Regions from separate parts of the Homo sapiens genome. Here regions 1 and 2 are each linked to region 3. The links are chromatin loops, found by intact Hi-C in ENCODE. Cell type or tissue: heart left ventricle. All regions are shown on one strand.

What was found. Peaks named below come from ENCODE experiments on the same cell type or tissue, not always from the same donor. Only the 100,000 strongest peaks of a DNase experiment are listed, where the experiment ranks them.
Region 1: a loop joins it to region 3, with 2.0 times the contacts of the local background. A loop is called at or near these places in 19 of 110 quality-filtered maps.
Region 2: it touches region 3 in a loop (2.0-fold over the local background); 7 of 110 quality-filtered maps call a loop at or near these places.

The regions. Positions count from the first base shown.
Region 1 is chr1:10,733,712-10,737,711 of GRCh38, reverse strand. All of the region lies in intron 2 of CASZ1 (castor zinc finger 1), which reads left to right. Among named protein-coding and RNA genes, the nearest start is that of CASZ1, 61 kb to the left of the region's middle. RefSeq lists enhancers at 1-2,663, 2,389-2,891 and a silencer at 3,605-3,654. In heart left ventricle, no CTCF peak of the experiment used is centred here; DNase peaks (open chromatin) are centred at 341 and 2,265; H3K4me3 peaks cover 241 bases; H3K27ac peaks cover 2,072 bases.
Region 2 is chr1:10,712,640-10,716,639 of GRCh38, reverse strand. All of the region lies in intron 2 of CASZ1 (castor zinc finger 1), which reads left to right. Among named protein-coding and RNA genes, the nearest start is that of CASZ1, 82 kb to the left of the region's middle. RefSeq lists an enhancer at 3,800-4,000. In heart left ventricle, no CTCF peak of the experiment used is centred here; a DNase peak (open chromatin) is centred at 2,114; H3K27ac peaks cover 1,995 bases.
Region 3 is chr1:10,786,493-10,790,492 of GRCh38, reverse strand. The region is part of intron 1 of CASZ1 (castor zinc finger 1); the gene reads left to right. Among named protein-coding and RNA genes, the nearest start is that of CASZ1, 8.2 kb to the left of the region's middle. In heart left ventricle, a CTCF peak has its summit at 1,566; a DNase peak (open chromatin) is centred at 1,732; H3K4me3 peaks cover 320 bases; H3K27ac peaks cover 1,088 bases; H3K27me3 peaks cover 299 bases.

The sequences.
Region 1 (4,000 bases), 53 kb after region 3:
TGTGCTGATCTTGTAGCTGCAGGCAGTAGGAGAGGCTAATGGAGCTGAGGGTCCCCCGTGGCAGCCCACAGACCCCAACCCTTACAGCCATGTAACTCCCTTGGGCACCCTTCTTCCAGGTCTGGGAGGTCCCCCAGATATCTCAGGGTATGCAAACAACAGCCCAGCTTTCTGTGTCTAGATTGTGCTCGCTGGTGGGTCACGTGTGGGTGGCTGGAGTCCTAGGGAAACCCCACCCACTTCTCTGCCCTCCAGCGGGGCAGCCAGGACGTGAGGTCTGGTCCTTGAGTTCTGTGTCCTCTCTCACTTCACCGCTCCGGTGGGCTGGGACTTCTGAAGGCCCCTCCAGGCTGACGGCAGCCCTGGGCTCCATGCCCAGCCTGAGAGGGGAGGGCCCACGAGGGTGAGGGGGACGCCCAGGGTTGGAGCGGGGCTGTGCCTCCACCGCTAATGAAAATCGGAAACCAATTGAGCAGGACAAGGTGCCCAGCCAGCAGGTTGTGGGAACGAGGGGCCTAATGGATGTGGCTGGGTGGGGAGCGGATGCCTCATTGATCGCCCAGTGGCTATATTTATCCACCTTGGTCTGTGGCCCCAGCAGCTGGATGGAGCAGGGATAAATAAATGGCCACTGAAATATTCATGAACTGCACATGTACATCCGTGGTCAGGGGACTGCCAAGGGCCTTCTCTTCCTTCCTTCTCCCCCTCTCTGCAGAAGCCTTTCAGGAAATTCCTCCCACCTGGGCCAGGTGAAGTGTGGCACAGCTCCAGTGGGCACTCAGCCCAGCCCACGGCCCCAGGAGCACCTGCAGGCCCGGGCACCTCCCACCCAGGCGTGCCAGTCCCTGCCTTCCCCTTGTCCCCATAGTTCCTCCCACGTCCCTGTCCTTCAGTGATGGATTGGACACGTGGGGCTGTGGCTGTCTAACTGGCCCTGTGTCCGCTACTAGACCGTGTACTCCTCAAGGACAAGCTGGTGGTTCACTCGTCCTTATTTCCCACGTGGCCTGGCATGGTGCCCGACACATCCTTGAGAGAGGGGCCTCGTAGGTGATGAATGAGAACTCAGAGTTGGGTTTGAATCTCCGCTCTGCCCTGTGTGTTTTGGGGAGTGATCACGCTTTGCTGGACTCCATGTACTCATCTGCAAAATGGGATTAGTAGCAGTGTTGCCAGCGTTTCTTAAGTGTGGGTCTGGGACTGCCCAAATCAGAATCCCGGGTGGAGCAGGTTAAAAACAACAAGCCCGGCTCCATCCAGACTCACGGGATCAGAACATCCCAGGGAGGGGCCTGAGGACTCCCCGGGTTCGGGGTTCTCAGTGCCATGCTGCTCACTAAGGTCTGGAGCTCCCGTCTCGTTGCCTGCTGATCCCTTTGTCCAGGTGGCAGATGCTGACCGTGAGCCCAGAGTTACGTGTGTGTTCTCTAGGACCTGAGTGATGGGGACCAGGAGTGTGAGGGAGGCAGGTGCGATTCTGAAGCGTCCATCAGTTGGGCATTCTGGTGAAGCTGCCTGGCTTGGGGGTTCCTGGAGACTGAGCTGAACTTGGCACAGTGGTCCTGGGTGGCAGGGCCCAGAAATGCTGCCAGTACCGCCCATCAGCAACAGGTGGGTGGGGTTGGGTGTGGCCACTGGGACATCGTTCATGACTTGGGGTGGTCTGTTGCAGGACAGAGTGATCTTTGGGGTTTCCTCTGCCTTTAATGCTCTGCATTCTCCCCCTGTCTTAAGGAGGTCAAACTGCCCTGCCCCTGGGTAGGAGAGAGTGGTGTCCGCAGGGCAGCTACTTGACCAGAGCTGGCTGAAAAAGCACATTTTCAACCTGATGTGCCTGGGGCTGCCCCTGATCCTAAGCCACTGCCTCTGGGCTCCCTGACTACCTACAACTCCCAGTGTCCCCTTGGTGCAGCCCAGAGCGAGGCACTGATGGCCTGTCAGATGACACTGGGCCTGTCCCTTGGTAGGCAGATGCCCGTGACTTGAAAAGCATTTGACCTCATTTAACCGAAGGAACTGAGGGTTCAGCTGGCCATCTGTGGTGGGTTCTCTGAGAGCTCAGGGCACAGAAACCGGGAGAGTCATTTGGGATGGGTAAAGGCAAAACTTCTGTCCGTGGCACTTGGCTAAGAGGCACCAGCCATCCCTCCTTCCTGCAGCACACCCCCTCCCCCAGGCAAAGTTTGATCCAAACTTTGGGGACAGCCCTGGCGCTGCGTGGAGCTGGCTGAGCCTGCAAGTGGCAGCGGGAGCAGAGGGAGGCAGCCCTGGCGCCTGACTCCGCCAGTCCCCCGTCCCCTCCCAGAGCTCCCGGGCCTCGCCTGCGTTTGCAGGCGCCTCTCTCGTCAGCTCAGAATGCAGCTTGGGGCCCGTGGCGGCTCAACCTTTCCCTCTCCCAGAGCCCCGGTCTAATCAACCCCTATAATTTATGCAGAAAATATGATTTATATTTAATTTCACCACACTTGCATTGTTAATTTGAGATGTAATTAACCCGTCGCCATGACAACTAATTTTGTGATGCCGTAAATTACCGCCGTCTTTTCATCAAAATTCAGTTACTTTGGCTCCTGTGTGCAATGTACTGATGCAATTAGGTTGCTAAGGGCAACTCAAAAGTGTTCAATTTCTTTTGTGCAACTGCAATGGGGTAGAAGCTCCCTTGCGTCCTCCCAGGGTCCCGTTGGTCATGGGGCGGGGAGTTGAGAGTATGTGGCCGCCCTCAAGGGATGCCTCTGGAAAGCCGGACTGGGTGGGCCCTTGTGGCCCCCCACTTCTCTCTCTCCCACCCTCTTCTCTCCAGTAATTGTTTTTAAACAGTGACCCCTAGATGCATGCTCCTCAGATCCTCCGTGGCACCCCAGGGCAGGTGTAAAGGGCCCTCTCCTTAATGGCATGGACTGTGCCATACACCTTCCACCCCCAAACATTGTGGTGCTCCGGTTAGAGAAAGAGAGAAAACCACATTGCCTTTCTTCTCTCCTGGTGTCTAACTTGTTTATATAGATCTTCCCTTCTCCCTCTCTCTCTCTTTCTCTCTCTCTTTTTTTCTTTACTTAAAACAAAAACCCTCTGTGTTGCTTTTGTCACGTTAATTCCCATTTTGCCAACACCAGGGGCCCAGGCAGACGAGTTACCAAGGAACACAAAATTTTAATTAGTGTATTTTAATCATTCAGGCTTTCCGAGCTAATCCACATGCCCTAGAGAATTCCCGAGATGCAGCTCTGCCCTGCTTTACCATTTATTGTTGAGTCTATTATAATTACTGTTAGCAGGTGGGGACTGGGAGATGTTTATTATGAGTTTTTCATCTTTAGTATAATTACCGAAAAAAAACAAAATAAAAAGATGTCGTTGTATTTTGTTTCCTAGAATTTTTTTTTTTTCCAAGGGAGGGCACGGCCATGGGATTTTTTTTTTTTTTTTTCTTGCTTCTTCCCAGGCAGGTGACTTGGAGTTTCGGTGCTGGAAGACACACTCCTTGAGATCAGCATGAGTGGTGCTCAGTACTCCACAGGCTCAGGAAGGGGGGCGGCTGCCACCTCTGCCTGTCATCTGCTCGGGCAGGCCCTGGGGTTGTCCCCTCCCACCCATGTGTGCTGTTGTACTTTGAGAGAGCAGGGCTGGGGATGTACCAGCGCTCCTCCTGGGCTGGTGGCTCTGCCTGGTTGGGTCGGCCTGGGGGCCTGGCCAGGTGGACCTGTTAGGGGTGAGACTAGCACTTTCGCTAGTTATTAATGTAACAGTTAACATTTATTCACTGCTTAGTATGTGCCAAGTGCTGTGCCACGCCCTTTAGCTGCATTATTTCATGGACTCTCCTTCAGCAGCCCTGTGAGGCAGGTGCCAATATCACCTCTGATTTTATAGAAGAGGGGGCCAAGGCTGGGGATCCCAGAGCTAAGAAGTAGCAGGGAAGGATTCCAACCCAGCTGTGTCCCCAGAGTCCAGGCTGCCCAGTACTGACTACACTGTACTGGTTCCTCTGAGCTCA
Region 2 (4,000 bases), 74 kb after region 3:
CTTCCGCCTGTTCTTCCTCTTCTTACTCTCTGCACCGGGGCATTCGTTCTGCTGCTCTCGCTTGGGGAGCCCCTTCCCTTGGGTCTGGCTTTACGCTCAGCACAGGGGCTCAAGTGCAGCCACCCTCAGTATCCCCCCAGATGGTCCATACGTCTCCCTCTGCCCACTGCTCCCCATGAATCTTTTGATGTGAGCAAGCCAGATTTAAGCCGGGGTCCCCATCCATGCCTCTCTGCCTGTGCCTCTTCTAGCCGGCTTGTGCATGTGACTTCCTCTGGAAATGGAGGCAGGTATCAGCACTCCGGGTCTACCCGAGAGCCATGTGGATGGGGAGCGGATTGGGTGCTGTGGAGTGTGGATTGGGTGCTGTGGGGTGGGGATTGGGTGCTATGGGGTGGGGATTGGGTGCTGTGAGTGTGGATTGGGTGCTGTGGGGAGCAGATTGGGTGCTGTGGAGAGCGGATTGGGTGCTGTGGGTTGTGGATTGGGTGCTGTGGGGAGCGGATTGGGTGCTGTGGGGTGTGGATTGGGTGCTGTGGGTGTGGATTGGGTGCTGTGGGGTGCGGATTGGGTGCTGTGGGGTGCGGATTGGGTGCTGTGGGTTGTGGATTGGGTGCTGTGGGGTGTGGATTGGGTGCTGTGGGGAGCGGATTGGGTGCTGTGGGGAGCGGATTGGGTGCTGTGGGGTGTGGATTGGGTGCTGTGGGAAGCGGATTGGGTGCTGTGGGGAGAGGATTGGGTGCTCTGGGGTGTGGATTGGGTGCTGCCGGGAGAGGATTGGGTGCTGCGGGGAGTGGATTGGGTGCTGTAGGTGCGGATTGGATGCTGTGGGGTGTGGATTGGGTGCTGTGGGTGTGGATTGGGTGCTGTGGGGTGTGGATTGGGTGCTGTGGGGAGCGGATTGGGTGCTGTGGGGAGCGGATTGGGTGCTCTGGGGTGTGGATTGGGTGCTGCAGGGAGCGGATTGGGTGCTGTGGGGTGCGGATTGGGTGCTGTGGGGTGCGGATTGGGTGCTGTGGGGAGCGGATTGGGTGCTGTGGGGTGCGGATTGGGTGCTGTGAGGTGCGGATTGGATGCTGTGGGGTGTGGATTGGGTGCTGTGGGGGGCGGATTGGGTGCTGTGGGGTGTGGATTGGGTGCTGTGGGGAGAGGATTGGGTGCTGTGGGGAGTGGAGGAGGCATCTCTGCTGCCTCTCTCTGCCCGGCTGCTCCCAGGCTCCTTGTCCCTTCCTAATGGCACGATCCAACAGAGCCAAGGGCTTGGGGTTCTCACCGCAGATCCTGCCTAGCGCGGGTACAGGACTGCTTCTACCATCGTAGACAGTCACCAAGAGGTGACTCACAGAGTTGGTTGAGGAAGAGAGGTCTCTGCCCACATAGTTGTCCCCAAACATGGCCGAGAGGCCAAAGCTTGCCAAGGCCCACAAGCCGACCCCTCAAACAGGATGGAGGTTGCTGAGGCCAGAGGATGCTTCTGGGGCAGTTATGCGGAGCCCAGAGTTGGGCCAACCGGAGGCCAGGGTGGGCTGACTCGGAGAGTAACTCTGAACTGGACACCTAGTCCCTGGAGCCGAGGAAAGGTGGAGCCCGTGTGCTCCCTAAAGTCAGCTAATGGAAGGAAGGGAACCTGGACCAAGGTTAGGCCCGCGGCTGAGCGGCGGCAGGTGGGTCTCATAGGAATTCCTCGGCTTTGGATGCTGGAGCAACAGGACTGGCATGGCTGCTTGGGGAGGGCCAATGCTGGGCTGGGTGGAGACAAGGCAGCTCTGAGGAGAGGGTGGGGGTTGGGCTGGCCAGGGAAGGGGCAGAGGGTGGAGGAAACTGCAGAAAGGCCGAGGCCTGGAGACAGACAGGAGGAATAAATGGAAGTGACAGGGTCAGGCCAGACCTTTGTCCTGCAGCCTGATTAGAGAGTCTGCCCTGGATTTCTGAAACTTTGGGATGTTGTCGGACAAACTGGAGCTTAATTCTGTCAGAGCGCTGGGGAGATTAGAATTGACATCCTGGGAGCACATTCCTGGCTGGGCAGAAATCCAGCCCCCGCTGGGAAAAACCTGTGAAAGCACGGCCAGCCCAGTGGTGGTGGCGGGGGGTGCCCGTCAGCACCAGTGGCCACTCCAGCCTCGTGGGCCGGAGCCAGGAGCACTGGGAGGGCCGGTCGTTGGAAGGCTCTGGCGTAGTGGAAGGTGTGGAGGCTCAGCAGAGCCACTGCCGAGTCTGAGTTCCAGTTCTGTGCCTCATCCTAGCTGTGCTGCCTCGGGCAGGGAGCTTAAGTTTCTTTCTTTCTTTCCTTTCTTTCCTTTCTTCCCTTTCTTTCTTTCTTTCTTTCTTTGAGATGGAGTCTTGTTCTGTTGCCCAGGCTGGAGTGCAGTGGCACGATCTCGGCTCACTGCAACCTCCACCTCCCAGGTGCAAGCGATTCTCCTGCCTCAGCCTCCTCAGTAGCGGGACTACTACAGGTGCGTGCCACCACACCGGCTAATTTTTGTATTTTTCATAGAGACGGGGTTTCACCATGTTGGCCAGGCTGGTCTCGAACTCGTGACCTCAGGTGATCCACCTGCCTCAGCCTCCCAAAATGCTGGGATTACAGGTGTGAGCCACCACGCCTGGCAAGAGCTTGTTTCTTAACCTTCATTTTCTTATCTGTAAAATGGGACAGTCTGCCTCTGGACCCACTGAATTTTCTTCTCCTTTGAAGTTGAAGGCGTAACCTTGGGAAGCCAAGAGGGATGGGTCAGACGGTGGTGGAGCTCCTGAGCCAGGGCCTGCTGGAAGACAGAGAAGGTTCCCCTTGCAGAGTTTTCTGGCACAGGGGCGGCCAGCAATGCCAACCCGGCAGGGCTCTCTGGCTCAAGCATGTGAGAGGTGGCTGTCCCCACACGACGTGTGTCCTTTCCATCAGCCACCTGTCCTCATCAAGCCTGGAGAAGCCCAGCAGGGGACTTAGAGATGGCCTTGTCTCTCTGTAAGAGCTCCCAGGAAATCCTCACCCAAACGAAGAGAGCTGAGGGAAACAGATGGAGGCCTGCCTTCCGGGAGCCTCCAGTCCAGGATGGCTGGCCTTAGAACCAGAGAGGGGGTTAGAGGACTATAGTGAGGGCCAAGCGCCACAGCCCCAAACCAGGCTGTTTCCGGAAGAACAGGGTACCCCTCCTCACATCCCTCCTGACTCTAATGACTCTTAAATTGTAGTAAATATTTTGGCTAATGTAGGCTCTCATGGCAGAGAGCAAAGCTGTCTGCAGTTCAGGACCTACAAATTATTTATTAAAGATTTGAGATGCAGTGCAATTATGTGGAAAGAACCCAAAAAATTAAATAAATAAGTAACAAAATAAATAAATAACAGCCCCACTGGCCTCTTGAAGGCTTGGGAGCGGCACATGATTGCCGTCTTGATGAAATCCCCCCGGATGTAATGAGCTGATTTTCTGCTGTTAATATTGCATCTGCTGATGAAGGATTCGTTAGGATAATGGAACGAAGCTAAAATATAAATGACTCCCTGTCAAGAAGCAGCTTTTGTTTGTTGATCTCCTGACAGTTCCTGGGCCAAGGCAGGGGTTTATATATGTACACGCATTCTGGAACAGGCAGGAGGGCGGGGGCAGGAGCTTGAGGGGGCTGCCCCACGAGCCTGGCTCCCTGGTTATTCCAGGCTTTCCCTTCGAGGTGGGGCTCCTCGACCTTGGGAAGCCCTGGAGCCCTGTGGGTGGGGAAGTCATCGACTCAGACCCATCCAGAGGGGCGCTTGTTGCACTAAGATGCTGAGCGGCAGCAAAAGTTATCTGGGGAGCATGGTGGAGAGATGGATTGGCTGGGCCGTGTGTATTGGGATCCGCACAGGAGAAGCGCTGTGTGTGTGCCGGGAACGGCAGCCCGCGGGGGTGCGGAATCACAGGCACTTGAGCGGGGGGGTCCTAAGGGGAGGTCCCTTCACTGCAACCATCCTAGCCTTTCTGCCTCGTCCTCTCCCTCAGTGATCACACAGCACATC
Region 3 (4,000 bases):
TGTCTATATCAGAAAAACAGACATGAGCAGAGGGAACCGAAGAGAGGCAAACAAGCCTGGTAGAGGAGAGGGAGCTCAGGGGGAGATTCACGGAGAGAGGAGAGAGATTTAATTTATAGACATTTTAAAAACCGTAATTTCATTAGGATCTGTTCTTCCCTTTCTCTGAAGGGCAGCCCGGCAGACCGATAAGGCCGGTCCCTGTGCCCGGGATACGTGGCGTGGTTGGGAGGGTGCAGGCTGGAAGCATCATTGCCAGCACCCCGTGTTGGTTTCTTCTCTGTCCACTTTCTACTGGCTTTCTTATTTTGAAATTAAAAAGTCCCAGATGGCCAGAAGTCAGCCGTGGTTCTGGCTGCCTGGTGATCTCTCCTCTGGCTGCCACGCCGCTCTGCGAGTGGGTCTGTCTTCTGCCTGGGCGGTGGCATCTGCGTGGCTCCCTTTGGTTGCAGGGCTGCCTGGTGTGCCAGCAGCAGGAGGCCACTGGGGGAGGGGGGCACCCCCACCTCGGGCCCCCTTGAGTTCACCAAGTTAAGTTGCTGTGGCTCTGAGGCCACAGCTTGGGGAAAAAAAGCTAAAGCCTGTCGTAAATTCTGCAAAAATTAATCAAGCGTTTAAGAGCTGCACGTTAACGAGGTTTTGCAGGCAAGCTGGGCCCTTCTCCTGTTCCCCCTGTTCAAAGTCCGGCAGAGTGAGGGGTGGCCTGGACAGTGTGAAGGGAAGGGGGAGTTTTTTTTTCTTACTTGGAATAATTGAGGACAACCAGGGAGAAGGAAGAAGAGAGATGGGTTTATTGAATAGAAATTCTCAAGTGCCCTTCTTCCATATTGTTGGAAATTTTTTCCCTTTTGGTCTGGATTTGTCCTATGTGTCTTTGGTGGAAAAGACACGTAGAGAAAGAGAGTGAAGGTGCGGGGAGAGAGAGAGAGAAAGAGAGAGAGAGGAGGATAGAGAGAGAGAGAGAGAGACAGGGACGTGTCGCTCCTTCGGAACTCATTATCATTCTTAATAAGTCTTAAGGAATAAGGAAGCGCATTGAGTGTAAATGCTGGGTAATCCTAACACTTCTCAAGGTGAGAGGAGTCTTGAGGACACAGAGAAAAGAGCCAGCAGAGGAGGGGGTGCGGGGGGCAGGCAGAGGCCCTGGGGAAGTGGCAGGCCCAGGGTTTGGGAGGCTCAGCAGGAGGCCTGGAGGCTGGGGTGGGGGGACCCCAAGATGTCCCAGGTGGGATGGGTTGTCTGAGATGACCCAGGGGATCTCAAAGATAGGGGGCTTTGCTAGGAGCAAGGAGCAGGGGTGATGGGAACAGCCCTGTCTTGGGTGGGGGGTGTGGGCAGGGGCCACAGGGTATTTGCTTTCTCCTGGGCGCCATGTCCCCAAACAGCTTGGCTCCTGACCCCTGGCCTCAAGTCCCTGGAGAAGGCCCAGGTGGGGGTAGGGTTAGAGGAGGCTTGTCCCACCCCACGCTCCCCCTTACTGTCCCCTTGGGCTCCCCTGCAGTGGCCACTGTGAGAAGCAGGAGGGACAGAGTGGTGGCTAGAGCTCAGCTCTGGACACTAGGTGGCTTAGAGGATCTGCGAGGTTCTGCAGAGCGGCAGCGGCTGCTGGCTTCCCCTCTGTCCCCACTGGTGGGCTCCTCTGTGCGATGCCTCTGCTGGCTGGGCAGGAAGCCCTGGCACACAGGAGGGAGGGCGCTGGCCCAGGGCATGGCACAGCTCCCGGGCCAGCCCTGCCAGTGACCAGCTTCCAGGCAAAGCAAGGATGAGGCCGGGGCAGCTCCCGGGTGAGGAGGCAGCGGTCAGGGACACTTGCTGCCAAGACGACTGGAGTCCTGCCTGTGGTCTCCGCCTGTTCCATCCTTGGCCACCTGGGTGTGAGGCACTGCTGAGCCTTGGTTTGACGGCGGGCAGTCTCTGGGCTGTGCTTCTTCCCTTCTTTTGAATCCATGTGCCCCCTTTGAGAATCCTCTTAATAAAAAAAATCTCGTAAGCATAAATGTTGCTTATACTTTGAGGGGTTTCGCAGATCTTATAAATGCAGTCTAAGGACCCTCTAGGGCCCCCTGCTCTGGTGGGCTTCTTTCCAATTCTCCAGGATGAGGCAGGGGGGCAGGAGGGAGGAGGCAAGATCGGTCCCCACCACTACTCCCACCTGCCTGCCTCTGCACTGGGAGAGGAGAGTGCTGTCAAACTGTCACCCAGGGGACCCCATAGGTGGATCGGGGCTAGCACTCAGGTTGCTCTGTGAGGAACCCCACCTGCTCAGGTAGCGATGCCCCTCACCAAGCCAAAGGCAGCTCTCCCGGTTCCCCTATCCACAGTAATGGATACATCCCCTTAATGGCAGAGCTCTTGGGCACATATAAAGGGATGTTCTGGATGAGAACATCCCCGTATCCAGCTAACGTTCTCTGGGATTCTAAGATGTTTGAGCAACGGTCTTAGGCAAGGTCATGTTTGAACCTTGGATAGTTTGCTCTGTGGAGAGATGTCAGCATGGAGAATAGCACAATTCAGGTTGGACTTATCATAGTTTTAAAAAAAAACATTTTTTCAAACTCTGTGTTTCTTTTGGAAAGCAACTTCTGGGGAGCTTTTAAAGGGGATGTGTGGGAGTCAGAGGTGAAGGCTGGTGCCTGAGCCGGTGGGAAGCCCGGAGGGAGAGTGGGATGGGTTAATGGCGGGTGGATTCTGCTTTTCTGTTGTTTAAGAGCAGTAATGGCCAAATTGCATGCCCTGCGTGTGCCTTGCTGATGAGATTTACCAAAAGGAAGCCTCGCTGCCTCTTTGCTGATGGTCTCTGGGTGGGTGAGCGTGTGTGTATGCGTGTGTGTGTGTGCGGGTGATCGTGCGCGTGTGTAAATGAGAAGAAGGGGTGGGGGAATGAGCTCTGCCAGGCTGGCACCCTTCCCCAGCACTAATTGCTGGCAGAGTACCTATGAGGGCTGTGCCAGCGTCTCCAGCTCCGCCCGCCCCCCTCGCCCCCGGGGAGCTCAGCTGTGCCGCTCGCTATGTGAGGGCCATTTCTGGGCCCACTCGTCCCCACAGCTCCTTCGGGAATTTCGGGGAAATCTGATCCTTGGGGAGACCATGGGTCAGGCCCCAGCATCTCTGGCTGGGGATCGGGGGACGGGGTGAGACACGGGTGGCCCCGAGCTCCACTCAGGTCTAACTGTCCACTCCCCTACCCTTCTGCGAGCCCCACACTTAAGGTCTTGCGAGATGTGGCCTGATGGGCTATGCATCTGGGGACCCTGTTCTGGTACTGGCTCTGCAGTAAATCACTGTGTGGCCTTAGGTAGTCATTTTACCTTTCTGGGCCTCAGTTTCCTCTCTTGTCAAATGGCCTCTGACCGTACCACCCTCGGAAGGGTGTCCTGATGGTTGGCTGGGCTCTTAGCTATGAAAGTCCTTTTTAAAGTAATTAAACGTAACGAAGAATTTATCATGGTTGGCATTGTCAAGTGCAAGGTGTCCCCAAGGTCAGGGGAGCCGGTTTTTATGTCATATGGTATCAGTCTCAAAGGGGACCCCTGTGAATTCCATTCCAGAAAGCCGTGAGCCTGGGTGTCGCGGGTGGTGCTGGGGTTACATTTTTGTGTCAGGTTGCAGGTTGGTTCTGTTATCATTGGGAACTTGGGGGTGAATTTGGGGGCTGCCTTTCAGGCAGAATGGGGGATCCCATTCAGGATATGGGGTGTGCTTTACTGTTTTGTGCCTCTGGAGCCAACAGGTTCATTTGAGGAGCTGTATATAGTGTAGATGGTGCATTCTGGAGCGAGTTAGCTGGGGATCAAAATCGTGTGACCTTTCATCAGTGACTTAACTGGCCGGTGCCTCATCTATGAAATGGGCATAATAGTACCTACCTCGTGGGGCTGATGTGAGGGTTACACGAGCTAAGACGTGTGAAATGTTAGGACCACATGTCTGTGTGTGTTACAGACCCATGCGGGAGAGGACACGGAAACACTTGCGGCTTATCAGGGATTGCCATGGA